2 separate regions of the Homo sapiens genome follow, and region 1 is linked to region 2. Evidence: chromatin loops called from intact Hi-C (ENCODE). Cell type or tissue: heart left ventricle. All regions are shown on one strand. Each heading gives the region's core, and the rest is flanking DNA. Links, peaks and the distances in the headings are about the cores only.

Region 1 (10,942 bases), core at 2,080-10,079, 890 kb after region 2:
TCTAGTCATCATTTAATCATGATGTTGGAGTCCCAGCATGGGTCTCACCCTCTTCAGTTAAGGACTGGTTTAGTTCATTGTGTAGGTAATACCTGACACAGGAAATAGATGCCGAGACCAAGTTAGGAAGGCAAAAGTTTTGTGGAGGAGACACACCAAAGAAAGAAAAGGAACAGCAACAGGGAAGCCACCGGGCTGTGATGCAGGCTGACAAAGTCTCTGTCAGCCCAAGGGGCTGCTCTGCAGGAAAGCTGGCCTGTTAGAGCTGAGTTGTTTTGGGCTGCAATGAGGCCCTTGCTCATTTTCTGGAGGCAGCTCTGAGCATGAGTCGGGTGGATCCTGAAGGAGCAAAAAACTTGGGGTTGTCAGCCAACCAGTCTTATGAGCACAGCAGTCCTGAGGGGATCTGAAAGGCACTCCTCTGTGTGTCTGCATAACGCCAGGACACAAAGAAGTGTCATCTGTCTCAGCTCCCACAGAGCCTGATGAGAGAGAGACGAGGCTGCAGTAGGGCTGTTTACCTCAGAGACAAAAGGAGACTAGGGCTGGTCTCCGGGAATCATAAATAAACATGAACTAGAAGGCTCTGGAAGACTCTCAGATAAAACACTGGTTCACCAGCACTGAGAAGGTGGGCGTGCCTAAGGATGATCTGAGGGTGCCCCAGGAGTTTGAGGAGGAAGGGACAGACTAACTCTTCACCCTGAGTGTCCCTTGGCTTTGTAGATTCAGGGAAAGGAATTCTAGGAACTAGAGACTTAGGGTTCAAAATGTGTAGGTGTCAGTCTTGTCCACTTGTGTGAGCAATGTGGTTGGTGCATCTTCTCTGGAGAGGGTATAACTCTGATGATACCCCTGGGATATGCAGAGTTCAGATAACTCTTGAGGGGTCAAGGACGCCAGCCCACAGATGCCTAAAAGAGTTTCCCTTCTCCTCAAGTAAGATTTCCAAGGATCCTTACTGCTAGGAAAACTTACGGGCTGCCTAGATTAAATCAGTTGTGTTAGCTCAAAGAAGAAACTTTCCTTGTAAAACGCATTATCTAGGTGTATAGAACCCCTAACAATTATTTGCCTTTTCATGTTTCTTAGGTTGAAACAAATTCTTATGTAGTTTCATAGTTATTAGCAAAGTGACATCTTGATCTTTAACATTCAGCCATATTTAAGAAGACTGTAATAGTTACTTTGATATGTAATATTTAGAGATAAGACTGATGGAAAACCAGGAAAAAGGAGTATTTTGGGTTGAAATAGCTAAAATATGATAGTTATATTGTATTACCATTTTTCTTCCACTATCGTTAGTCTAATTCTTTTTCTTTATATATATTTTCAAAATCATTAAGGAAGAGAAATGGGCATTAGCTGTTGTGCTGTTATTTTGATTTCAGAAAATGATTCTTGAAACATCACCTAGGTTCCCATGGCCAGGAGACCCTCTAAAAGGTAAATATTTTTCTACATCACACCTATCAAGACAGTCTCATATCCTGATGTGATGAAACCCTGTTCTCAGAAACAACTTTTACTTTAGGTTACAGCAAAGTCTCCTCCTTCCTCCTACTTCTGTATCTTCCCTCCTCTTCTAGCATTTTCATCCTTCTCATCCTCTTTCTTGTGACTTTTCTTCTCTGCTTCTTCTCTGTTTCCTTCATTGCCATTGAGTGCCTTCAATATACATCACATAAGATGTCTAACCGTGAAGAACTTGGAATGTCATAATAGTATCCCCATTTCAGAGATGAAGAAACTGAGGCTCAAAAATTCAAAGAGATATGCCTATATCTCTTTCTATCACACATCATCACCCTGTTTTATTTTCCTTTCTTATTTATCTCCATTTATAAAGTGAGCTATTTAGTATTGAGTACATTTTTTAATCTTATTCTGGCAACTTGTTTAAATGTTTTCCTGACAAATTTTTTTAACTTGGTAATGGACATTAGTGATGTGACTGGTGAGTAATTTTTTAAAAATCGAAATTAAAGACAATTAAAAAACTAGTACAATACATATTGCTACATGAAAAAAGTCTGAAAAGACAATATATTGTAAGATTCCAATGTTATAATATTTATAAAATGAACAACTATAGAGGCAGTAAAACCTCTCAGTGAACCCCAGGGATTGCGGCAGGAACATGCATAGGTAAAAGACAGGGGATCTGGGGGCACAGTTAAACTACAATATTTGTTTGTGAATTGTAACAAATGTACCACACCAATTCAAGATGTTAATAGGGGAAAGTGAGGTTGGGGGAAGGGAGTACACTGGAGCTATGTACTTTCTGCTCAATTTTTCTATAAACCTAAAACTGCTCTAAAAAATAAAGTCTATTTTTTAAAGCTTTCTTAAAAAAAAAAAAGCTGGTTCAGGGAAAAGATTGGCCAACGTCCAGATGTCAAAATAGACCCCAATTTTAGAATACATTTTAAAGTTGTTAGATAGGTTGCCTGTTAAATGTCTGAATCCCAGTGAATAGATGTCGAGTGGCTTTCAATCATGAACAAAGAACAAAAAGGAACGATTCTAATATAAATTTCCATTTTTCTCATTCACTGCAGACAGCGTTTTCATGCCTTTAAGTTGTGGACAGATGGCTCAGTGACAGGCGATGGGTATTCATACGTGCAGGACTGCATCTCATTACACTCTAACAAGAAGATCGTAATGGAAACAATCAAAACCAAGCCTGGCTAATCACATGCAACAGACACTGATTTTTTTTTTTTTTTTAACTAAGGGCAAGGACATTTTCATGCAGTCTGAGAAATCTGATGATGGATGTTATTTTCATTATCTTTTATTTCTTTTGTTTTTTGAAAAGCTAAGTAAACCAATATAATTTAAAAACTAATTTCCAATTACATTACAGTTATTTTTATTATTGTTTTCCCACCATATTATTTTGGAGCAACCATCTCTTTTTCTTGATTACTATTTTATTATCTTTCTAGAAGTCCTTTAAAATGTCTTTTGTAAACCACTTTCTTCCCTTTAAGATGTGTGCAATCAATAAAGAAGAATCTTTCAGCACAACCTCCCAGTATCCTCATCAACAAAGTAAATTTGAATATGTAGCAAATACACAAGTCTCTACTTTAGTTTATAATGTAAAGTACATGATACCAGCCAGACTTTACCTATAAGTACATTAAAGAAAACCAGCAATCTCATATATTTTGTAGAACTCATTTAATTAAAAATATACATCCTGCCGGGCACGGTGGCTTATGCCACCCAGCACTTTGGAAAGCAGAGGCAGGCAGATTGCTTGAAGTCAGGAATTCCAGACCAGCCTGGCCAACATGGTAAAACCCCGTCTCTACTAAAAATACAAAAATTAGTGGGGCCTGGTAGCATGTCCCTGTAGTCCCAGCTACTCTGGAGGCTGATACAAAAGAATTGCTTGAACCCAGGGGATGGAAGTTGCAGTGAGCCAAGATTGTGCCACTGCACTACAGCCTAGTCAACAGCATGGTGAGACCCTGTCTCAAATACACACACACACACACACACAAAACAAACAAAAAATGCATTCATGCAAGACCCTTTGGTGAAAAAAGTTAGGTTTTTTTTTTTTTTTTTTCAAAATCATTAAAAACTTTAGAAATCCATGACTATTTTAAAGTGATCATTCTGTGGCCTGCAACCATCCTGGGACAGGTGAGCTATTAAGAAACGCTTTCATCCATAACAGGGAGCAAGTTTGGTAGCACTCTAAGTGTCATGAACACATGTGAAAGAAATTGAGTCAATAAGCCATGAGGGAGGTAAAAGGATGATAAATATTTCTCTTTGTAACTGAGGGCTCCAGCAAGACAGCAGGGGCTGATGGAGTAGTGAGGCTGAGTAGACACTGAGATCAAAGAGCATTCTGGAGCATCTGTTATGCACAATGTGTTAAGATGGGATAAGAATGGGACGAGGGTGAGGTGATCAAGAAGATAGACTCATCTGCAAAGTCCCTTGAGATAAACCCATAGAAATGCCAGATAAAGTAATCAGAGCATTATTTTCAACACATAGTTGAGGTACCAACAAAGAAGTGAAATCTTATAGCAGAAATAAACCACAGGGCAAATAACATGAACTGAGATACAGCTTTCCTGGAGGGGTGTCAGGGAAGGGCAATGATCAAACCAGGGGATTGGGCTCCCAGCTTTTTGTGGAACTAGGGAAAGAAACTTTCAGCCTGGGAGAAGCAGGTAATGATTAAAGAGAGCTAACACATTTGGCAAAGAACAACATTGTCTACCCTTTGCTGGCTGCAGGGGAAAAAATGCTTCTCTGGGAATTCTAAACCCCAGCCCTGTCCACTACAGTGATTTGAAGTGGGGAGGTATAAATATTCTGTGATTTAGAAACACAGAACACCAGAAATGTATATAAAACAGGATTTATAGGGCTGTGGAGATACTGTTGTGTATTTTGCCAAAGACAAATCAAAACTCCTTGAAACCATGCTGTCAGGATTTCCAGATAGAACTCTTTTTAAGTTAGGTTTACAATTCAAATTTATAAAACATGCAAGAGAACAAGGTTCAGTAAGCAAGAGACAGTGCACATGAAGTAGGACGGGTAGATTCCGAAGAATTTCCTATAAAATAATTAGCCATAAAAGTAGTAAAACAAATTTAAAATGATTAAAGTATAAAAGCAGGTGTGGAAACTATAAGAAAATGGCACTATAGCAAAATAGAAAGATCAATTAAAAATAATAAAAGATGTCTTAGAAATTTAAATCACAATTGTTAAAATTAAAGTCTCAATGAATGGGTAAAATTGTAGATTAGATACAGCAGAAGAAAGAATTGGTAAGAAGGAAGATAATCTAGACAGTAGTTCCCAATCTTGGCTGTATTTTAGAATCTCCTGGGAATTTTTATAAACCCCTGCGTCCAGCTTACACCCCAGACCAATTAGATCAAAATCTTAAGTAGGGAGAATCTAGGCATCAGTATTTTTTAACATTCTGTGGATTATTTTAATATGTGTGGTTGTTCTAACAACAGCTGCCTCAAGAACAGCACACAGGAAACTGAGTAATGAAAATACCATGAGAAAAATCCTCAAAATAACCACAAACACACAAACACTACGTCTTTTTTTTTTTTTTTTTTTTTCCTTCCAGACAGAGTTTCGCTCTTGTTGCCCAGGCTGCAGTACAATGGCGCCGTCTCGGCTCACTGCAACTTCCACCTCCCGGGTTCAAGTGATTCTCCTGCCTCGGTGTCTTTTTAGTTCTGTATTTATTGAGTGCATTTTCTGTGCCAGGCACTCTGCCAGGTACAGGAGACAAAAAGACAAATGAAATGCAAAAACGAAGAATTTTAAGATGCGTCACAAAATCCAAACCTACTAATGTGCTAATTCTAACAGGAAATTAGATGGCAGCTGAAATTTAGCTCTAATATGGAGAAAAAGCCTTGTAATAGATGTACATTCAGCAATATTACCTCATTGGGGTATGCATGTGCAACTATTGTTTATTTTTTTCCCAATAACTGAAATCTCACGGGGCCTCAGTCCTCTATAATCTTTGCTCCTTCTGCTGTGGGGTTCCTAGCAGCACCTCAACCATGGCCACTCACCCAAGTCTTCATAAGTGTCTTCTGCATCTCCCCTTTTCTGGGGGACACTTACTGCATTTTCCCATTGGGAGAGGAGAGAATAATCTCCCCATGAGGGAATTCCAGTGGAGGGACTTCTCCCCACTGAATTCACCATTTTGTTCTATTCCCCTGCTAATGTGTGGTGGTGGAGGGAAAATGTGGGGTAGTGGCTGGTGTTAAGGTCTGAACTGGAGCCTCTCAGGAAATCTCTGGGAAGGTGGATGAAGCCCAGTTATGACGATCGCATGATCTGAGAATGCGTCATTCTCTGCTTTAGGCCATGCCTCATCTGGAATCACTGAAAAGACATCACCTCACACCTGCATGGCAATGAGGAAAATGATACGTCAACAACCCAATCTTAAAAAAAAATTAAAAATAATAAATTAATAAACCTTTTCTGCTTGCCCGATCCTTTTTCCACAATTAATAATTCATAGTGCCAATTCAAAAAATTAACATTGTACTTGTTATTTTTTTCATTAATCTTGTAACATTCTTGAAATATTGAAAAATGCCAACATTTCAGCATTATTATTTGGAATGAATTTCACTATAAAATGTATAATGCTGGTATTATTTATAAACAATCTGACAGTGTTATCAATATTCTCTAAGTCACTAGTTCACTATAGTTTATATCGATTAAATAATTCAAGTTGAAGACCATATGACCAGACAAAGCACATCTCATTACAGCTAGAGCCCCGATTCCTACCATTTTCTGCATTATACTACCACATAGTGGTTCCTTTTATTGTGGTACACCGACTAGGCTAATACCTCATTTGCCGTTATCAGTATTGTTATTAAAAAAAAAATCAGTGGGACAACAGCCCAGACATTAACACGTGTCCACCATTATACAACACTGTTTATCTATATTAACAAAAGACTCATACAGTTATTTCAAAAATCATAATAAAAGAGAAAAACCCCAGTGATTTTATTAACCTTTCTGGATGAGCTCTGTTTAATAAAGCCCAACAATATTATATTTTAAGATATTTGATAAAAAATATAAAATCAGGGAGGTAGAGAGTTCATTAGAAATAATTTCTTTAAATCTGTCATTTTTACGTTTGAGAAAACTGAGGCCCAGAAAGGGAAACATAAGCATTTGTTGAAGGCCTCTAAGCTTGTTGGTAAATTCACGTGAAAACCCCAGGAACTGTGACTCACACCTAGGCTTTTTCTGTAATGTGTCTCTATACATTAAGAAAACAGCCTCACTGATTTATTGGCAAGAGTGTCAGTAAGTCATGGAAATAATTGGCAAAATGAGATAAGCTCAAACATTATTTTATGGGATAAAATTAAAGGTCACCTGAAACAACGTGACATGTATACCTTGAGGTATGCTTGCCTGAAAAGCAAAAGTCTCCAGGGGCATAAACTCAGGTTAGTGCCTCAGCTCAACGTGAAGCTCATTACCATCCTATAACTTAATAAAGACATGTTTATTTTACTAAGACTAAAGAGATATCACAGTTACCATATTTTTCAGTTATATGAAAGAAAGATATTTTATAAACCTTAGGAAAAATAGAGCTAGGTCAAATTATCTTTATTCTTAACATTTAACCCCATATTGAAACAAAGGAAAGCCGCTGTCAGGACAGTTTTTACTTTTTTTCCCCTCAAATCTTTTTGTACGTTTTTATATTACAACTTCTCAATAGAAAAACCTGTTGGTTACATTTTCATGCAGTTTGAAAATGTTTTGTGTAGTGTTAAATCATGTGAAATTGACAATTCCAAGTCATATTAAATATGTGATGTGAGTAGATACTGTACTAGAATAATTGAGAAAATATTACTATAGTTATTACTTTTCTTTAATCTGTTTAGAAAATCCTAAATTGAAAAAAAAGAAAATACATTTTTAAATGATCAGAAATGCAGTTGTGTGGGACTGCTTTTATTTAAAGATTTCAAATGTATGCTTTTAGAAAGATCAAGATTATCTTCTCCTTGTGTATAATAACTAAGTTAGAAGAGAACAGAAGGAGTGTTCTACATAAAGTGTGGCCCTGGTCATAAAACTAGGTGATAAAAATAAGAAACTCTTCATGATAGATAAATTACCTAAAGGTAAAAGGAGAAGACGGTATCAAGCATCCCTTAGGAACTGGTAAGAAATGTAAATGATCAGACCCCATTGTAGACCTCTTGAATCAGAATTCTCATAATGGGGCCCAGAAATCTATTTAAACACCCAGGTGATTGACTTGCATGCTTAAGTTTTAGCAGCAGTGATCCAGGACCAAGACAGACCTTCCTCCTGCTTTGTCTTCAGATAACTTATTCCTAAAGAGCAAAACCTCATTGTTAACACTGACTGTGACAGTCATCCACTTATTGTCTCTCAATTCCAAATTCACTCTCCATTCCTTATTCTGCAGTAACTGAGATGGGCCCTGTGGATAGTTCTCCTTTGTCAGCTGGTACAATATTGTCAGTAGGCGGTGCTGCTGTACGTTTGCTCTAGGGGGAAAGGGTTTATTTTCCTGGTTTTGGTGCACATCTCTCACTAGGTTCCTCCACCATGAACATTCACCAGGGCCCAGTTCCTGCAGTACAGGTTGGCCAGCATCATGTACAGCCAGCAGCTTCCCTGATACCTCCTCAGGCGTCATCACAGCAGAGTGCCACCAGTACATCACCTCTCCATGAATCAATTGCCCAGGAATCCCTCAGGTAGCTTTGCAATGAGTCCAGAGATGCAGCACCTTTTTGTGAACAGATGTTTCCTGGCAACCCAAAATATTAGGTTTCCCACAAGTTGCATCAGCAAAGAGACTGTGATTTCTCTCCCATCCAGTGACCATTGCACACCCTTTCCAACAAGGAATGCAATTCGCCCCTGAAGAGGTGAGAGACGTGGAGGTGGCTCCTTCCCAGGTTCTCCATCTTGGACCTAGAGGGTTGTAGCTGCTTCTAATGTTTGCTACTTCTGTATTATGTTTTTTTGTTTTTGTTTTTATTATACTTATGTTCTAGGGTACATGTGCACAACATGCAGGTTTGTTACATAGGTATACATGTGCTATGTTGGTTTGCTACACCCATCAATTCGTCATTTACATAAGGTATTTCTCCTAATGTTATCCCTCCCCCAGCCCCCTACCTCCTGACAGGCCCCAGTGTATAATGTTCCCTACCCTGTGTCCATGCGTTCTCATTGTTCAACTCCCACCTATGAGTGAGAACATGTGGTGTTTTCTTTTCTTTCCTTGTGATAGTTTGCTTAGAATGATGGTTACCAGCTTCATCCATGTCCCTGCAAAGGACATGAACTCATCCTTTTCTATGGCTGCATAGTATTCCATGGTGTATATGTGCCACATTTTCTTAATCCAGTCTATCATTGATGGACATTTGGGTTGGTTCCAAGTCTCTACTATTGTGAATAGTGCTGCAAAAAACATATGTATGTATATGTCTTTATAGTAGCATGATTTATAATCCTTTCAGTATATACCCAGTAATGGGATCGCTGGGTCAAATGGTATTTCTGGTTCTAGATCCTTGAGGAATCGCCACACTGTCTTCCAGAATGGTTGAAATAATTTACACTGTCACCAACAGTGTAAAAGTGTTCCTATTTCTCCACATCCTCTCCAGCACCTGTTGTTTCCTGACTTTTTAATGATCACCATTCTAACTGGCATGAGATGGTATCTCACTGTGGTTTTGATTTGCATTTCTCTAATGACCAGTGATGATGAGTATTTTTTCATATGGCTGTTGCCTGCATAAATGTCCTCTTTTGAGAAGTGGCTGTTCATATCCTTTGTCCACTTTTTGATGGAGTTGTTTTTTCCTTGTAAATTTGTTTAAGTTCTCTGTAGATTCTGGATATTAGCCCTTGGTCAGATTGGTAGATTGCAAAGATTTTCTCCCATTCTGTAGGTTGCCTATTCACTCTGATGATAGTTTCTTTCACTGTGCAGAAGCTCTTTAGTTTAATTAGATCCCATTTGTCTATTTTGGCTTTTGTTGCCAGTGCTTTTTGTGTTTTAGTCATGAAGTCTTTGCCCATGCCTATCTTCTGAATGGTATTGCCTAGGTTTTCTTCTAGGGTTTTTGTGGTGTTAGGTCTTACATTTAAGTCCTTAATCCATCTTGAGTTAAGTTTTGTATATTGTGTAAGGAAGGGCTTCAGTTTCAGCTTTCTACATATGGCTAGCCAGTTTTCCCAGCACCATTTATTAAATAGGGAATCCTTTCCCCATTTCTTGTTTTTGTCAGGTTTGTCAATGATCAGATGGTTGTAGATGTGTAGCGTTATTTCTGAGGCCTCTGTTCTATTCCTTTAGTCTATATAACATTTTGGTACCAGTACCATGTTGTTTTGGTTACTGTAGCCTTGTAGTATAGTTTGAAGTCAGGTAGCGTGATGCCTCCAGCTTTATTCTTTGTGCTTAGGATTGTCTTGGGTATGTGGGCTCTTTTTTGGTTCCATATGAACTTTAAAGTAGTTTTCTCCAATTCTGTGAAAGAAGTCATTGGTAGCTTGATGGGGATAGCATTGAATCTATAAATTACCTTGGGCAGTATGGCCATTTTCACAATATTGATTCTTCCTATCCATGAGTATGGAATGTTCTTCCATTTGTTTGTGTCCTCTTTTATTTCATTGAGCAGTGGTTTGTAGTTCTCCTTGAAGAGGTCCTTCACATCCCTTGTAAGTTGGATCTCTCAGCAGAAACCCTACAAACCAGAAGAGAGTTGGGGCCAACATTCAACATTCTTAAAGAAAAGACTAAACATACTAATCAACCCAGAATCTCACATACAGCCAAACTAAGCTTCATAAGTGAAGGAGAAATAAAATCCTTTAGAGTCAAGCAAATGCTGAGAGATTTTGTCACCACCAGGCCTGCTGAACAGAAGCACTAAACATGGAAAGGAACAACCGGTACCAGCCACTGCAAAAATATGCCAAATGGTAAAGACCATTGATGCTATGAAGAAACCACATCAATTAATGGTCAAAATAACCAGCCAACATCATAATGACAGGATCAAATTCAAACATAACAATATTAGCCTTAAATGTAAATGGGCTAAATGCCCCAATTAAAAAACACAGACTGGCAAATTGGGTAAAGAGTCAAGACCCATCGGTGTGCTGTATTCAGGAAACCCATCTCACATACAAAGACTCACATAGGGTCAAAATAAAGGGATGGAGGAAGATCTACCAAGCAAATAGAAAGCTAAAAGAAAGCAGGGGTTGCAATCCTAGTCTCTGATAAAACAGACTTTAAACCAACAAAGATCAAAAGAGACAAAGAAGGCCACTACATAATGGTAAA
Region 2 (10,942 bases), core at 1,219-9,218:
AGGGAATAATTGACCCATTTATGGTCTCGTTTCAGCTTGTTGCAGATCCTTGTGCCAGCAACCCTTGTCACCATGGCAACTGCAGCAGCAGCAGCAGCAGCAGCAGCGATGGCTACCTCTGCATTTGCAATGAAGGCTATGAAGGTCCCAACTGTGAACAGGCACTTCCCAGTCTCCCAGCCACTGGCTGGACCGAATCCATGGCACCCCGACAGCTTCAGCCTGTTCCTGCTACTCAGGAGCCTGACAAAATCCTGCCTCGCTCTCAGGCAACGGTGACACTGCCTACCTGGCAGCCGAAAACAGGGCAGAAAGTTGTAGAAATGAAATGGGATCAAGTGGAGGTGAGAACGTTATATCATGTGCATTTTTACATTAGAAACCAGAAATCTTAAAGTGACTCCAGCGGTTCTAGTATCAGCAATTAAAAATGAAAGCATTTTAAGTTAAATCACGAAGCAAAATATCTCCCTAAACTTATTCCTGTCTGCATTTGTGTGTACGATGGTTTTATAAGTATAAAAAGAGTAAACAAAAAAATGAATCAAATTATTTTTTGGAATGGTATCCACATGTATTTCTGTGAGATAATCTTAGATTTTGGGGAAGACAGCTCAGTGTAGTCATGTAAAGGAACATGTCATAGGACCCTCCATCATTGACCTTATTTTCCTTTCTGGGAGTGTGTCTTAGTCTGTTAAGGCTGCTATAACAAAAATGCCACAAACTGGGTTGCTTATAACCAACACACAGTATTGGTCCATTCTTGAGTGGTTATGAAGAAATACATGAGGCTGGGCAATTTATAGAGAAAAGAAGTTTATTGGCTCATTGTTCTTCAGGCTGTACATAAAGCATGGCACCAGCATCTGCTTCTGCTGAGCCTCTGGAAGCTTACAATCATGGCGGAAGGCAAAGGGGAGCCAGTGTGTCACATGGCAAGAGTGAGGGCAAGAGAGGGAAGGGAGAGGTCCCAGAAAACAATCCAATCTCACCTGAACTCACTTATCACCAAGGGGACGGTGCTAAGTCTTTCATGAGAGATCTGCCCCCATGGCCCAAACATCTCCTACCAGACCTCACATCCCACATTGGAGATCACATTTCAACATGAGATTTGAAGACACAGATCCAAATCATATCACAGACATTTATTTCTCACAGCCTTGGAGACAAGGAAGTCCACGATCAAGGCAGATTCAGAGTCTGGTGAGGGCCTGTTTCTTCACAGCCCGCGTCTTCTCACTGTAACCTCACATGGTAGAAGGCGCTATGGAGCTCTTTCAGGTCTTTTACAAGGGCACTAATCTCATTCACCAGCCCTGTGCCCTGCTGATCTAACCACCTCTCAAAGGCCCCACCTCTTAATACCATCATCATGGTGGTTAGGATTTCACCCATGAATTTAGAGGGGCGCAGACATTCAGACCACAGCAGACCGCAACACTCAACTATTTTTTTACTGTTGTCATTTAGGTTCTATTTTTGGTACCTTGAAGTATTTCAATGGGGTTTAGAAAGAAGAAGCTATCAATGATTTTGACATATTTTTAGAATGCATTTGACAAAGAAACTTCCAAGTTTTATTTATTTTGGCAGCAGCAAATTCTATTTGTTGGAACTTCTCCTATCAAGTTTGAGTTTGGCTGTTTTATCTTCAAGCTCTTCAAAAGTCTTTTCAGTAGACTCCTAGAAGTTGACATAAAATAAATTTGCTGGGTAGAAGAGTTGGGGAACAAATCCAAATCATGAGTTTGAAGTGACACTGGGGAGTGTAATTCCATTCTATATCTTATACTTTATATGTATGACATCCATATAAACCTGTGTCGGTATGTTATTATTACGGGTTTCATCGTTTAAATGAAAAAAAAAAAAATAGATTTTTGCATAGCATGTATTAGAGTCAAGGACTGCATCTAGAAATTTCCTTTATTATAAAAGAGATAGTAGCATTTCTCCTTTTATTTTCTTGAGTAATTCTCACCAGTTGACCCACTTTTTTTTTTTTTTTGTATTACCACACAGCTTATGAAGGCCACATTCAGACTGCAGGGCAATGTTTTTAGCTTACCTAAAAAACTGTGAACTTGCTCTGATTTCAGGCTTTTAATAAATGCTTTGAAGTTATGATGTTAATGCTTCTTTGCTGGATGACTCAGTTCTTGAATGTGAACTAGATTTGATTCAAGTTTATCAAAGAAGTGTCCTTTAAAAGAAAATTTCTCCCTAACCAGCCATTTCAATCTATTTATTTAAAGTCATGTTATTTTACAGTTGGTAAGTGTAAAAAAGAAAAAAAGGAAATGCCTCATCTTCCTATATCATGGATTATTTCTTAGGCTGCTCATGAAGCAGATTTAAAGTGCCAGAGGAAGACATGTTAATATGTATGCCTAACCTGATGGAAACCAGGAGGCATATTATTATCCCCTTTCTGTGAAGTAATGATGCTTTGGAAACATAAAGTTATTTGGAGACTTAGAGGCTTGGGTAGCAGCCATCTGTCATACAAATTTAACAAGTTATACTCACATCTTTGAATATCAGTGGTGGGCTTAATCCATAGAATCTGATTGTAGGGCATTCTGGAAAATAAGATCTAAGTGTGGGCTGTGGAGTGAAATTGCTGAGAGTTTCTGTATTGTTCTCAATTAATTCTGTGATGATGAATACTTTTAATACTGCTTCATTTTCATTGACATGGGGGAGGACAGTAATTGTGGCATGAGGACTAAGTGCATAAATTGGCCAGGTTTATGCTCACTGGACATAGCTCAAGGTTTTGCAGTATGCTTTTTGATGAGCACAGTCCTCCCCCCACCAATTGATCTCCTTTTTAAAAAAATATACATCCATATAATACTTTTGGGAAATAATTTAAAAGCGAAGGTATAGCCTACAAGGAAAAAGAAAGGCAGCGTTCAAGCTCCCCAGCCTTAGCATGTGCTCCTGGACCCATCAGCACACAGAAGAGTCATCAGACCTGATACTGCATGCACTTTGCAAGTCGAAGGCTGGCTTGCCTAGTCATTAGGCTTTTACCTGCTGTTTGTAAGTTAGTCCTTAAAGTTGGCCTCCTGGTTAGCATCAGGTTAAGCATAGTGCAGGGGTCAATGACTGCTTGTTAAATGAATGGAAAATGAGCAGGGAGTGACATCTGCTTCCTGTCCTGCAATATCCTATTGATCAGTTTTAACAATCCCAGGAATTTGTAGATTGCTCTCAGGGAAGCTGTTGCATTTCAGAACATCAAATGACAAAGATTTCATTTTCTTTTGAGTTTGTAAGGCTTCACTTCTTCATCTCCTCTCTAGCCCTACCCCCGCATCATCAAAAGGGATGAAGGAAATTCAGCATGGAATTTTGCTTTATCACATTATGTTATACTATAAACAACCCCAATCATATGTCGTTTTTTTTTTCCCTTCCCAGGTGATCCCAGATATTGCCTGTGGGAATGCCAGTTCTAACAGCTCTGCGGGTGGCCGCCTGGTATCCTTTGAAGTGCCACAGAACACCTCAGTCAAGTAAGAAAATTCTGAGTTACAAACTGTTAAGAGTGATGCTATGACCTATAAGTGGGGTTGTGTCCATCCGCGGACCTGGTGTGTAAGTGGCCTGTCAAGTGAGAATCGTGAACAGATTCCACGGGTAGATGTGGCCCCTGCCATTTGAAAACTAGAGGAAGCGATTTCAGAGGCAATTACAGTGAGGGTTTTCAGGCTGGACAAGTGGAATTGAGAAATTGGACTGGATGAGTCTGGTGTGAGGTGACAAACCGTGAGGCCTTAGATAAGATCTCAGCCAGATTCCTTGTCTCCCAAATGCTTTGCTTCCCAAATTATTGGCCTCTTAAGATTTTATTGGACCATCAGTTACATTCAGATGCATACTTTGCCCCAAATTTAAATTCTACATATTACAATTTTCTCTTTATTTTTTATAATTTTTATTTATTTATTTATTTTTACAGTTTTCTCTTTAAAAGCAAGCGTACAAAGAGAGTGTTTTGTTTAAAATTCAAGCTATTTTAAATGACAGGGTCCATTGTCACCGGTGGGGAAGAGGGAGAGGCATAGGGAAGCAGTGCTGGTTGAGACCTGATATGTGTGGTGCTTTATATGAGGCTCAAGTCAGCAGGTGCCCAGGAGCACAAAGCTGGGGGTGGGGTATGGGCCAGTATTAGGGTGCCCCAGGCCGGCTGACAACCCCCCACTGCCCATCCTTTTCAGTTGCCATTGACTACCACCCTCCCCACACTTTCCATGCAACCTAAGGGGCATTTGCTGTCCAGTCTTTGGGGATTTTTAGAAGACTGGGAACACGTGGCCTGGTTAACCAATCTGTTGCACTGGCTCCCTTTTAAGGGGCCTGCGGGCACTGTAGGTCTCTTCCATGTATCCATCGCCATTTTTGTCTACCTGGCTTTCTAAACAGTGGAGTCCCTGAACATGTTTGGAAGAGGGACTTTGTTACATTGCTCTTGCACCCTGGGTCACCACAGCCTTGAACTCACTCTGGCAGGGGAAGAGCCTGGAAGGGCTGCTTGGGAATTCCTGGGCTCAGGAGGAACGCTCCCATCCGGAGAGGCGGGAGAGGTGAAGCCTGAGGCAGCTTCGAGCTCTACCAGCAGGGGGACCCCGGTCCTAAGCGTTTCTTTCACTGCTCAGACTACAGCTGAAACCCCTGCCGTCCTGGGCTAGTTTTAGGAGCAGGATCTCTAGTTTCCTTTACTCTTAAAACATCTCTCGGCCCTTTCTTGTCTAGATCATATTATCTTACCTTGATAAACCTTTCCAAATTTTCTGGTCTTCTATCTCGTTAAATGCTTTTGTTTTTTTCCTCTCAACAAACCTGCCATTCTCTGAGACTCCCTTAAGCTGCAGAACGGGACCGAATTAGCAGAGTCTGACTCAGACGAAGTGAGATGGGAGTGCCGAATGACCTGAGGGCACTGAATTCACTTGTGGGGGTTACTAGCTCCTTACGCTTTCATTTCCTCATGAATTTAGTCACTGATCAAAGCTTTACTGAGCCCCTGCTGCACGCCAGGAGCCCTGTGCTGGGGGAGCGGATCTGTGCGGAGTCTACTGTGATCTTCTCCAGGAGCACTGGGGAGAATGGGCAGCTGTTGGGATGTTGGGAAGTGGTCAGGAGTCTCTGGGAAGAGGTAATATGTGGGCTAGGAACACATTTCCAAGGTGGAGAAGGAGACAAAGCTTGGGAGGTGAGAAAGAACTGGGTTGGGGTAGCTCGTAGTAGCTGAAGCATTGGGCTGTGAGGAGAAAAGCGCAGGAGGGCAGCTGGGGTTGGGGTTGGGGTTGATGGGCTTTCTGTGACATCCTATTCTCTGTGGGGTGGTTTTGTGTGTTTTTTTTTTTTTTTTTTTTTTTTTTTTTTTTTTTTTTTTTTACCAAAAATGAGCCAGGGGAGGCCTGAAGCATTGGGAGGTGGATTGTATGTGATTGTGTGTGTGTGTGGGTGGGTGGGTGGGGGGTGTTGGGGAAAGGTGACACACTTTTGCTTATTTTGGCAGCATAACTCAGGTGGCTGTGTTGGGTTGCAGTCCACGTTTATGACAAATTTAAGCAAAACTCTTTTTATATTGTGTGGCTATGGAAGGATTTGTCTGAAAGAGAACTCAGTGTACTCTTTTACTGTTCATCAAAGTGGTTACTCAAAGGTGAGTTACCAGTGACTCATTTTGTGGTACACTGTGAACAAGTGGGAGTGTACGCCTTTACAGTGGACGCCCGCGTATCTGTTTATGCCATCGATCTCCTGGTACCTTGGTAGATGCACATACCATCTTTGTATTTATTTTTAATTTGAAGAACTGGTTCTAAGATGAATTTTTCTGAAAGGAGCTTTCTGTTTACATCATTCCTGTTTCCAGGATTCGGCAAGATGCCACTGCCTCACTGATTTTGCTCTGGAAGGTCACGGCCACAGGATTCCAACAGTGCTCCCTCATAGATGGACGAAGTGTGACCCCCCTTCAGGCTTCAGGGGGACTGGTCCTCCTGGAGGAGATGCTCGCCTTGGGGAATAATCACTTTATTGGTGAGTTACCAAAATCTTCTACTCAACACTGCATCTGATTCAACCCAACTTTGGTTTGGTGTTGAGACAGTAGGTAGGGAATTTTGCTCAGATAATCTGAATTCTATCCATCAATGCTATTTCTTTCACTTTGGTAAGGTTTTAGAATAAAAACTGGATTCTAACATAATATTTCTTTTTTTCTTTTTTTTTTTTTTGATGATGGAGTCTCGCTCAGTCACCCAGGCTGGAGTGCACTGGCGCGATCTTGGCTCACTGCAACCTCTGCCTCCTGAGTTCAAGCGATTCTCCTGCCTTAGCCTCCTGAGCAACTGGGGCTACAGGCACCCACCATCATGCTCGGCTCATTTTGCATTTTTAGTAAAGATGGGGTTTCACCACCCTGGCCAGGTTGGTCTTGAAATCCTGACCTCAGGTGATCTGCCTGCCTCAGCCTCCCGAAGTGTTGGGATTATAGGCATGAGCCACTGAGCCTGGCCCTAACATAATATTTCTAGTGTGGCTCAAAGTGGAAAGGCATGGGCTCTGGAATCCAGCGACTGTGTTCCAGCCCTGGCGAAGGCATCACAGGTGTGTGATCTTTGGTACTGAATGCTCTGGCCATCAGTTTTCCTTTGGAATCTTTCATCTGCTTCTTTTTCCAGAAATTGTGGAAAACTTGAGGTGTTGGATGTTGGTCTCTCAGGATAACCTTTGTTCCCAGTTGATTTTGGCCTGACTTAGGGCGTTCAAACACAGCACCTCACAGTGATTTGCCACTGCAGGGTCCCCAACTCAGAAGTAACTGGTGGGATTATAGCTCTCTTTGGGGCCCCTCTCCTCCATAACCACCCCTCCTGCATCAGTCACTTCTAACTTTTTACTCTCTCTTGAACTTGCTTCTGTAGTTTAACCTTCTCAAACTACCACGTGTCCAATTAACTGTTTTCTTTTCTTTTTCTTCTTCTTTTTTTTTTTTTTTTTTGGGACGATCTCAGCTCACTGCAACCTTGGCCTCCCAGGTTCAAGCAATTCCCCTGCCTCAGCCTCCCAAGTAGCTGGGACTACAGGCATGTGCCATCACGCTCAGCTAATTTTTTGTTTTGTATTTTAGTAGAGACGGGGTTTCACCATGTTGGCCAGGATGGTCTTGATCTCCTGACCTCGTGATCCACCCGCCTCGGCCTCCCAAAATGCTGGGATTACAGGCTAATTAGTTGTTTTCTAATTCCTCCGCTTTGGCGTAGAAATGGCCGCCAGAAAGAGAGACCCTCAGTATTCCCTCCCCGACCCACTGCCTCTTGCTTGGACACTTGGACAGTTCCCAGAGGATCACCTTTCCCCTAGTTTAGCATTCTGTGTCCTTTCAGTTGTCTTTGTTTCTCATCCAGCATATAGTACCTTTGGGGTTGGAACTTGGAACTCTGGTGCCTTCGTGTGCTGACATAATGTTCCACCTTGCAGCTCAATTCAAAGGCCTGAGCTCAAGTTTAGAATCTACCCATCCCAGTCCAATGCACCCAGGCAACTTCTTGCATCCTGCTGTTAATTCCTTCTCCTGTCTGACTATATATTGCAACCATCCTCACCTGGAGGATGGGGTAGGCATCCTCCTAGCAGCACCTGTCTCTCAGGGTTGTTTGTCAGCTTAAATTAGATAACGAATGTACAAGGATAATTGACAAATGTTAAGGATTATCCTAGGGCATTTTCTCTATTTTTTTCTGGTGTACACTAAATATTTTGCTAAATGGAAAATATGCATTTAGACTCACCCTCCAAAATATGATGCAAATATCATAATGAAGATAAAGGGATGTAAGAAAATGCTCAGGTCTCTATAATTTATATTGCACTTTATGTTTGACTGACCCTCTTCTGATGAGAAGTTCTTTTTTTAATCTTTGGAAGTCCAGCTGGGGGAGCAGGAATTTTACTGGGTGAAAAGAAGGTAAAGAGAAATTTATTTCGGGAATGAACATAGCTTGACAAAGAGACGAGTGCATTTCACTTCAGACTGGTGTTTGACTATCAGGATGAATGACAGATAATCAGAAATTGTGTGATAAAGACTTGTCAAGAATCAAATCTGAATTTCACTCCCCAATACATTTGAAGTAACTGTTATTTACTTCCATATCTGCTGTAAAGATTTATCTAAAAGGATGTAGTTTCTGTATTTTGATAGTTTTATTTTATATTGAATTTAAGTTTTTCTGTTTGGTATCACATGGAGCTAATATTTCAAGAAAACATATAAAGTATCACTACTCTTTAAAATGTCCTTAACGTTACCAGAAGATACTTATTTAGCATTCAGACAGTCTCTGACCTACGCTGGTTCCACTTAATGACTTTTGACTTTACAACAGTTTGAAAGCTATTAACATTCAGTATAAGCTGTATTTCAAGCACCCGTACAGCTATTCTGTTTTTTACTTTCAATACAGTATTCAATAAGTTGTATAAGATATTCAACACTTTATTATAAAACAGGCTTTGTGTTAGATAATTTTGCCCATCTGCTGGTCAATGTAAGTGTTTTGAGCACGTTTAAATTAGGCGAGGCTAAGCTATGAGGTTTGCTAGGTCAGGTGCATTACATGCATTTTTGACTTACAGTATTTTCAGTTTACACTAGGTTTATTGGGATATGACCTCACTGCAAGTTGAGGAGCATCTGTATAAGTTCATATTTTATACTACTTTTGATGGTAACATAACTATGACCTTAGACTGACATTGAGATTGAGGATGGGGATTAATTGAGATGGATTTTCCAGTATTAATGTAAATTTATTCTTTTGGGATAGAAGAAATCTTGTGAACTCGTACATATTTTGAGCTCATTTTGCTAATCAAAAATTTTGTGGAAAAAATTATCTTTGGATGAAACGTATTATTCCTTATGGGAATAATCTTTAAAACTTTGATATATTAGGTCAGGCGCGGTGGCTCGTGCCCGTAATCCGAGCACTTTGGGAGGCTGAGGCGGGTGGATCACGCGGTCAGGAGATTGAGACCAGCCTGACCAACATGGTGAAACCCCGTCTCTACTAAAAATACAAGAAATTAGCCGGGCGTGGTGATGGGCACTTGTAGTCCCAGCTACTAGGGAGGCTGAGGCAGGAGAATGGTGTGAACCCGGGAGGCGGAGCTTGCAGTGAGCCAAGATCACGCCACTGCACTCTAGCCTGGGCAGCAGAGTGAGACTCCAACTCAAAAAAGAACTTTGATATATTAATAACTATGTTAAGGAATTCTTTTCCCCAAATTATACTTTTGATTATGAGGAGAAAGCAATGATTTTGAGTAACATCCTTTATTTTGATAAACCATTTTTTTTTCATTTTGAAAATTTGATATCTTTCTAAATTTTCTAGTTAGGGCTTTCTGGGTCTTTTATGTGGCTTTGTAAGGAGATCACGATCTTTTGGTGTTATTCTCTTCAAAGGTAGCCAGCAGTCCTGTCCCGAGCTCTTCCTGGGGAGGGATGGCCAGGTTCCTAACCATGATAAATCAACTCCACCTCCACACCGCCAGCTGCTTCTCTTACAAAATCTTTTCATCCTTCAGAAACAAGATGTACCTTTTGCAATCTTTGCGGAAGCCTGATGCTCACTACGTTAACATGTGCTTAACGCTCTTTTTGTTTTGTTTTTAAAAAGGAGCTTATTAAAGCAATTTACTTTTACAATCTGGACTCTCCAGACACAAATACGTTTTAGCTCAGACTATTTTTAAGAGTACAGTGGCGTTCATTTAACAAACAAACCAATGTTAGGGTGGGCGGAAGAAAACTTCCACGGTAAAGGAAGAGTAAAGTTTCAGAATTATGTCGCTGTGTTTCTGTCCCTCCTGCTTGTTTTTTAGAGAGAAGCTGAGGCACTTTCAGGAATTGACTGTCTCCTGCTTCCCATTCACTCTCAATAGTTTGCACATACATAACTAAGGACCACAAATCTTAAATTCAGCTGGATAATAAATAAATAAATAAAAATAAACATAACTGATGACCAAAGGTATTTTCCTGTTTCTATGCAACAGAGCAGAGGAGTTCCTTCTGTGTCTTTGGGAGACAAACTTGGTTGCTGTAACCAGATTTACACAAATACTCTTTAAAAGTTTATTGCCGAGAGCCTAATGTTCTACATTCCGGATTAAGAGAATATACTTACATTTGGCTTATTTCCATGTTACTACAGTTCATTTCTTTATGGTTTTCCTTCATGACCACTGCCTTGTTAATATTTATAGTATTTTGCAGAAAGAAAGAGTTGATAGAACTTTTTACCAAGTGTGTTGTTCTTCCCTCTGTGCCTCAACTTCTTTCCTGCTGTGTTGCCACCAAATTTCGACTCTTCTGGCCTCTCTTTACTTATCTGTCCTGTTTACCCTAAATATGTTACTTCCAAATATGTTATTTGCCTGATGCCACGCATTGGGGTAAATATCTAAATTAGCCTTTTGTTTAACATTGCCCGCTTCTCGGGGAGCATCGGAGGTGCTCATTAGTGTCCTGAATGATTCATTTGCTGGATGTTTCGTATTTTCAAAGAGTCAAATTCATTGCTCCAGTCACATTTCCATGAAACAGTTATGGCTTGCCTGTCTTAAGTATGGGATATATATGTATCTTTAAACTTGCTGTTGCTTAGATGTGATGGCCGATCTCAGGGTGAGAGCCAAACCAGATCTCTGGGGTGTGGCTTCTGTGTTAGGAAGCTGCTGAAGGTCACCATTTCCTTTGGTGAAAGCCCCTTTGTGCTGCTTTTAAGGATTTTCCCCATGTTGCCTCCTGTCCTCAGGCATAGTTCTCCTCTGTTCTGCACAGTGGACTTCTACCCTGCAGCTCACTGCCGGCCCCATCCCCACTGGGGGTGCAACCCTCTCCCAC

What was found. Hi-C counts contacts between places; a loop is a spot of excess contacts. Peaks named below come from ENCODE experiments on the same cell type or tissue, not always from the same donor. Only the 100,000 strongest peaks of a DNase experiment are listed, where the experiment ranks them.
Region 1: a loop joins it to region 2, with 4 times the contacts of the local background. A loop is called at or near these places in 9 of 110 quality-filtered maps.

Annotation. Positions count from the first base shown.
Region 1 is chr2:228,695,008-228,705,949 of GRCh38, reverse strand. No RefSeq gene overlaps it. Among named protein-coding and RNA genes, the nearest start is that of LINC01807, 89 kb to the right of the region's middle. In heart left ventricle, for the core only: a CTCF peak has its summit at 6,362; no DNase peak of the experiment used is centred there.
Region 2 is chr2:229,580,982-229,591,923 of GRCh38, reverse strand. DNER (delta/notch like EGF repeat containing) reads left to right here. Exons shown (of 13, transcript NM_139072.4): 2 at 36-344; 3 at 3,436-3,530; 4 at 5,900-6,066. Among named protein-coding and RNA genes, the nearest start is that of DNER, 130 kb to the left of the region's middle. In heart left ventricle, for the core only: CTCF peaks have their summits at 4,427 and 4,627 (motif pointing right); a DNase peak (open chromatin) is centred at 4,623; H3K4me3 peaks cover 444 bases.